Linked DNA regions of Homo sapiens: all the other regions are linked to region 1. The links are chromatin loops, found by intact Hi-C in ENCODE. Cell type or tissue: mammary epithelial cell. All regions are shown on one strand.

The links. Hi-C counts contacts between places; a loop is a spot of excess contacts. Peaks named below come from ENCODE experiments on the same cell type or tissue, not always from the same donor. Only the 100,000 strongest peaks of a DNase experiment are listed, where the experiment ranks them.
Region 2: a loop joins it to region 1, with 13 times the contacts of the local background. A loop is called at or near these places in 19 of 110 quality-filtered maps.
Region 3: it touches region 1 in a loop (4-fold over the local background); 10 of 110 quality-filtered maps call a loop at or near these places.

What each region holds. Positions count from the first base shown.
Region 1 is chr9:111,759,197-111,761,696 of GRCh38, forward strand. All of the region lies in intron 5 of SHOC1 (shortage in chiasmata 1), which reads right to left. Among named protein-coding and RNA genes, the nearest start is that of SHOC1, 34 kb to the right of the region's middle. In mammary epithelial cell, a CTCF peak has its summit at 1,047 (motif pointing right); a DNase peak (open chromatin) is centred at 1,065; H3K27ac peaks cover 272 bases.
Region 2 is chr9:111,974,793-111,977,292 of GRCh38, forward strand. No RefSeq gene overlaps it. Among named protein-coding and RNA genes, the nearest start is that of MIR4668, 44 kb to the left of the region's middle. In mammary epithelial cell, a CTCF peak has its summit at 1,128 (motif pointing left); no DNase peak of the experiment used is centred here.
Region 3 is chr9:111,827,087-111,829,586 of GRCh38, forward strand. No RefSeq gene overlaps it. Among named protein-coding and RNA genes, the nearest start is that of SHOC1, 33 kb to the left of the region's middle. In mammary epithelial cell, a CTCF peak has its summit at 1,255; no DNase peak of the experiment used is centred here.

The sequences.
Region 1 (2,500 bases):
AAATAGAAGTATTTGACTTCTGCTGACCTTGGTCTTCTCTGCATCATTTTACCTCTTAATATCTCCAATTCATCCCCCAGAGTCTCTGACATGTAGGGAATGGAGATGGTCTACAGTGCCTACAAATGAGACTGATTCTATTATTCTTAAGTTATTCACATGGTTGCTATAAAATTATTTACAGTGAAAGTTTTAAGCAAAGAATCTACTTGAGGAGTATGATATAGCTTATGTATTAAGAAACACTACTGCTAACAGTTAATTTCTGGAATAAATTTCTCCTCTCGGTCTCCACCCTGCCTTGTCTGGGTTTCTTTAGAATCTTGGCTAGCTGTCTAACAGCTTTAACAGTTTCTAAGTCACAGGAAGGAACATAAACTTGCCCCCAATTCTTCAATAAGTTTTTGAGTAGAAAGAGAAAAAGAAAAATATAAGCTCAGATGAAGAACTACTCAAAAAGCCAAGTTCCCAAAAAAGAAAGCCATCCTGAAGGGAGAGCAATGGTTTCTCATCCTGGGTATTGACTTTTCGGTTAAGTGACGCTGAATGGCATAAGAAAAGAATAGTACGGAGTTTTCAGGTAGTAATGTCTCCCACGGTTAACTACATAATTGGTATGCAGGCAGCAAGGGAACATCCCTTTGCTTGGTGCTAACTTGATATGCCTTAAGAGAACTTGTGGTATGAACTAGCTTCCTAAAAGAGATTTATCTGAACTTAAGTTCCTGACAATCTCATGGCCAAAAGCTTCCCATGACACACCAAAGGAAGTTAGTCAATCAATTCCATGTCTAAGGAGGGCTTATCTGAGACAGTTAAATATGGTTTACTGGTATAATCCATTCTGTAAGTATTAATGAAATCACATTAATAGTAAAAACCCAAACAGCATTAATTTATATCCTATATCCACCTTCTGCTTCTAAACAGATCCTCCAGCCATCTTCCCTATCTACAGCCTCATTCTGGATATTTCTGGAACTAAATGGCTGACATCTGAAGTCAGTTATATGGTCTTGTTTTCCATCCACCCTTTTTTGATGAAACCACTTGAGGGCAGCATCACACCACAACTAATATTCTTTGTAATTCTACCAAGGTTGTTTATAGCAAGAGTGCCACTTCCTTACTTTCTTTGAGTTATACAGCATGCCCTGGAGTTCTTATTTTACTACAGCTAATACATGTACTATACAGATATAAGGAGACTGTTTTCTTCTATTGTAGAGGAATATTAAATTGTCACCAGGAAACAAAATTTTGGCTAGTTAACTATGAAAAGAAGCAGAAAAAGGTCTACTAATATGAAAGAAGAGAGGTTTATTCTTTACAAAGGACACTTTTGTCTCCCTAGAAAATTCAAGATAATGAAATGAAAACAAAAGAGTTCACTAAGTTATCTGATAAAAATTATACAATTAATGTTTTTTTTTAATATATAAAAACTTGGTCATAAAAATTAATGGAAAAAACATAAAAATACCAATTTGTGAACTATCAAGGACTAAACATAAAAATATTCAGAAAGTATATGCAGGAAATGATAGAACTTTATTGAAGATCATTTTTTTAAAAATTTGAAAAAAAGGCAAGATAAAAAACACTTTCCTAGCTAGAAAGACTAACTATGGTAAAATTTTAAAGGATCCCATTACCATTTCAAGAGGTCTGTTTTAGAACTTGGAAAAGTGATTACAAAGTAAATCTGGAAGAATATAGTTATGAGAGTAGAAAAAAGTAATAAAATAGGAGATTATTTATATATTATAATTATACATTTAATAGTTAAAATTATATGATACTGACACAATAATAGGCAAAATAGATCATAATAGAAAATCCAGAAATGAATTCTAATGTGGTTAAGGATTTAATATATAATGTGAGTGGCATTTCTAATCAGTGGGAAAGAAAGGACTATTTCATAAATGATATTGGGGCAATTATCAAAAACACTTGGAAAAAGATTTTTATTCCTACTTTTAAACATACATCAAAATCTAAAATAAAACTAGGCACCTTCAGCTGGGCCTGGTGGCTCATGCCTGTAATCCCAGCACTTTGGGAGGCTGAAGTGGGCAGATCACTGGATGTCAGAAGTTCGAGACCAGCCTGGCCTACATGGCGAAACCCCCTCTCTACTAAAAATACAAAAATTAGCCGGGCTTGGTGGTGGGGACCTGTAATCCCAGCTACTCGGGAGGCTGAGGCAGGAGAATCACTTGAACCTGGGAGGTGGAGGTTGCAGTTAGCTGAGATCACACCACTGCACTCCAGCCTGGGCCACAGAGCAAGACTCCATCTTAGAACAAAAAACAAACAAACAAACAAACCTCATGCACCTTCAAGAAAATACAAACAAGTATTTATCTAATTAAGAAAGAATTTTCTAAGTATAAAAGGAATGAAAGAAACCATAAAAGAAAACAATTGGCAGAATTGGTTAGGTTCAAGTTAAATATATTTGGAGTTAATACCTTTACATATAAAGATAAAATAT
Region 2 (2,500 bases), 220 kb after region 1:
TAGGTCAGAAGGATTCTGGGAAATGTTAAATAACCTTGCCTGTGGAGAGTACCTTTTTTTTGGCCTCTTTCTGACCTTGGCAGACATGTCCATCTTCTGGGAGCCATAGAAGACAGCCCTTCATCTTTTCCTAGTTGGTGCCTTCTTCTAGACCTAAATTCCTGATCTCATGCTGAAACCCAGATTAACAACTTTTTGGGGGGGAGGGGAGTTGTTTGAGATTAGAGCGGTAAAAATTAGCCTGGTCGGGGAGGGGGGATCGGTTTCTAGATTCATTCATTTATGTGTCCATAGTGCCTGCCTGGTGCCAATCTGTAAAGGGCCTATGGAAATATAAGTTATTGAGGTAGAAATATACAGAACATCTCAGGTAGGGGCCAGGGACGGTGGCTCATGCCTGTAATCCCAGTACTTTGGTAGGCTGAGGTAGGAGGACCACTTGAGCCCAAGAACTCAAGACCAGTCTAGACAACATACTGAGACCCTCTCTCTACAAAAAAAAAAAAAAAAAAAATTTAAAAATTAGCCCAGTGTGGTGGCATGCACCTGTAGTCCTAGCTCCTTGGGAGGCTGAGGCAGGAGGACCGCTTGTGGCCAGGAGTTCAAGGCTGCAGTGAGCTATGATTGAGCCACTGTACTCCAGCCTGGGCAACAGAATAAGACCAAAAAAACAAAAACAAAGAAAATCCCCAGAACATCTTGTCTTTATAGATATGTATGAAGGCTACCCTTCAAGGACAAGGGCAAGTTGCACATGCAGTGGTTTGATTAAGGAGTTTAAAGGCAGAACCTGTCTGCTCAATATGGACAAGAATATCCTTGTTTACAGTGCCTATCACAGACCACTGGGCTCCATGTGGAATTCGAGCAAATGCTAGGAAACCACACACTATGCAGACTAAGCATTACACATAAAAGTAGAGTTAGCGCAGGAAGCATGGAAGGAAAAAGTAAGAAGTCTCACTGTGGTCCAGGACAGGTTGAGGACCCTCTCTCCTAGAGAGTGAACGTCCCAGGGCACTGGGGTAAGAGTGAGCCCAGGCTGGCCCAGCTGGCTGTGTGGGAAGGGCAGAAGCTGCCCTGGCCTTTGGCGTCAGCCACGTGCACTTTGTCAGACTGCCATCTGCTGAGCACTTGTTAGCAATTCCCTCTGCTTTTATGTCACACACCTGGAGTCCCCTCACTGTTAGAGATCTTCTGAGCCCCAAAGTGAGGCCCTTATTAGGAAGCAAAAGCGATAGAAACAAGAAGCCCTGGAGCCTGTGACTGAGGACACTACTCTTTTTTTTTTTTTTTTTTTTTTAATGAGACAGAATCTCACTCTGTCACCCAGGCTGGAGTGCGGGGTCGTTATCTAGGCTAACTGCAACCTCCATCTCTCGGGTTCAAGCGATTCTTGTGCCTCAGCCTCCCAAGTAGCTGGGATTACAGGCACACGCCACCACACCTGGCTAATTTTTGTATTTTGAGTAGAGACAGGGTTGCACCATGTTGGCCAGGCTGGTCTCGAACTCCCGACCTCAAGTGATCTCCACCCACCTAGGCCTCCCAAAGTGCTGGGATTACAGGCATGAGCCACTGTGCCCGGCCGACACTACTCTTTTCTTCTCTGAACCTCATTCCTGTATTTTATAAAGGAGCAGAAGGCTCTAGATTTTCTTTCCTCCCATCTACGCACATTTACAGCACCCTCTACCTCCCCCATCATAGCAACTATATAGTGACTGCTTCGTGTGTCTGCCTGACCAGATTGTGAGCTCAACATGAAAGGGGTTGTGTCTGTCTTGTTCATCCTGTGTCCTCAATGGTATGTACACAGATACTCAAAAAAGTATCTGTTGAATGAGAGAGGAAAGGAGAAAGGAAGGAAGTGAGGGAGGGAGGAAGGAAGGAATGGAGAGAAGGAGGGTAAGATATCCCAGCAGGTCACTACAGCCTATTTGTGAGAAAGCTGCTAGGAGCCTTGAAATTCCCTGCAAATGAGGAAGGGAGAAAGCTATTTCTCTCCCATCCCCACGAAGAGAAAATAAACGAGGCAAGCTGCAAATGGCGAAACAAGATGTGGTCTAGATTTCTAACAGAAGACTCTGTACACCTGATAAAGCAAAGCTACTTGTGGGGACCCAAATTTTGTGACATACCAGGCTGGTCCTGGAGGGTGGGTAATAGAACAGGGGGTAGAAGGGTTTTCTTCCAATGGTATCAGAGAGGTCTGAAGCTTTGCAAGAGCCGGAAAATGGAACTTTGTTAAAGCTTTGCAGTTTACACGCATTGTCTTATTGTCAAAAGAACTGCATAGAATAGAGAGGTCACGGGCCAGTCACGGTGGCTCACATCTGTAATCCCAGCAGTTTGGGAGGCCAAGGCAGGTGGATCAGCTGAGGTCAGGAGCTCGAGACCAGCCTGGCCAACATGGCGAGACCCCATTTCTACTAAAAATACCAAAAAAAGAAAATTAGCCAGGCATGGCGGTGTGTGCCTGTAATGCCCCCTAAGTGGG
Region 3 (2,500 bases), 68 kb after region 1:
TGTCTCTACTAAAAATACAAAAATTATCTGGGCATGGTGGCAGGCGCCTGTAATCCCAACTACTCGGGAGGCTGAGGCAGGAGAATTGCTTGAACCCGGGAGGCAGAGGTTGCAGTGAGCCGAGATCGTGCTACTGCACTGTAGCCTGGGCGACAGAGCAAAACTCTGTCTCAAAAAAACAACAAAAAACACCGAGAAAAGTTAGAAATAAAAGGATGAAAAGAGACAGGTACTTTAACTGTTACCCCTGCAAAAGCTGGGGTAGCAATATTAATATAAGACAAATATTATTTAAGGCAAACAAACTAAAATGTGGCATAATTTTAATTGGCTGATAGTGTAAGAAAATAGATGCCATCTGACCTTGATGTTAGGAACAATTTCTTTTATATAGTCTAGGCATAATGACATTGAAGAAGAAAATGTAGTCCTAATATGCTACCTGGCCCAGCATTGGACAATATTTACATGGTCATACTAATGGAAATGTTGTTTGGTTTGCAACTTTTAGAGTCATCTCAGGGAAAAACCAAGGATGTCTTGGCAGGCAGAATGAATATGTTATCAACTTGACAAAGTAAAAATAAAAGTATGTGGACATTAGAGATTAATGGCACATGGAAGGAGGAAGAAAGTACAAGAATTAATATAGTGTACAAGAGTTAATATTCTTATATAGAGTAGGAGTCAAGAGGCCCCGTCAAAAGTTGATGGAATGAGAAATTGGAAGTTTAAGCCCGAGCACTGTGGCTCATGCCTGTAATCCCAACACTTTGGGAGGCCGAGGCAGGAGGATTGCTTGACTTCAAGAGTTCAAGACCAGCCTGGGCAAAATGGCAAAACCCTGGCTCTACTAAAAATACAAAAAATTAGCCGGGCATGGCGTTGCATGCCTGTAGCTCCAGCTACTTGGAAGTCTGAGGTGAGAGGATGGTTTGAGCCCGGGAGGCAGAGGTTACAGTGAGCAAGATCTCACCACTGCACTCCAGCCTAGGTGACAGAGCCAGATCCTGTGTCAAAAGATTTATTTAAAAAGAAAAATCAAAAACAAAAACAAAAAAACCATGCAGCCTGAACAAATTACTGGGGATGTAAACCAGAGCCACTGAGTGTGTGTGTCTTGAGAGGAGCTGTATCTCCGTGGGGTTTCTGTGACTTTTCTTGGCATTAGCTTTGACACCGGAATTTTGGTTCTACCATTGTCGATTAACAACCATAAATTCTCACATCCACTAACACTGAGGTCATTGGTATTGTAGTCCTTCGTGCCTTGAATGGCATATCTGAATTTCTGCTTTCCTGCTGGGGGCAGCAATCAACAATTATTAGTATTTCTTCCTGAATATAAAGAAGCCTGGCCAGAAAAGGATGGGTAGCCTTGCAAAGATTTTGACTGAGGTTCTGATTATTCAGCTAGAACCCTTCTCTTCCTTTCAGATACAATTTTCCATAAGGAGTGAATACCTTTTGGAAGGAAGTTGGAAGTCTAGGTGACAGGGTAAAAGGAGGACTTACTTATCTCAGTACACACTTTGGTACCTTTCAAATTTGAGGCATGAATTTTATTTTTTTTATTCAAAAGGTCTATTAAAACATACCTACTTTAATCTTTAAATGCTGAATTGATATGTTATTAAGCTTTTAAGGCTCTCTCTGCAAGGATTTTTAAGAAGAGCCAGCCTTTTGGAGCCTAAGCCCAAAGATCCTGTTGACAATTTTACAGGGAAGAAACCCAACAAATTTTTAATGACGTTGGCGGTGTTATTGCAGATAATAATTATGAGAGTGCCAATGATAAACAGCAACCCATTGCATCACCCCACAACCCAAAGCACTGAAGCTTTGTGAAGAGTGAACACCCTGATTGCCCCAGAATGGCATGTCGGTAATGCCACTGCCAACTTCCCTGAAGGCTGGCCCTGTTCTTGACATGGCTCCACTTGCTCTCGAGAGTTTCTTCTCTCTACTCTCTCAGCAGATCATTCTGTCCTTCATCACCGGATTTGGTAACCCTGACTCTAGGAATTTTCTCCACTCATTGTCGGATGCTGTGGTTGAGAATAACACATGTATTTGGGAAGAACCTACCTTTCAGTGAATTATAAATGCTCACTAGTCAAGCATCATGCACGGAAAGCATATTATTAAATGATGTGTTCGTATCTCTCAGGTGCCAAGCACGTCCACTAAAGCATTGTCTGACAATTGCAGACCTGCAGACAGGGATTGTGGGGAGAGACATATGAAAATCATTGCTACATAGACATACCACTTAGCCCAATTAATCACACATCAGCTGTCTGAATGCTGCCTGGCCCAAGGCAGACGCTGAAGTTCCATATACCTCATCGCATAGACTTGATCTTTGTCACAGAGGATTCACCATCCCTGCTGCTCCCTCCCTCCTTCCCTCCCTCCCTGTCTTCCTCCCTTCTTCTCCTTATCTTCCCTTCACTCACCAGACATCCTTTGAGCTATGTGTGCCAGACGCTCTTCCAAT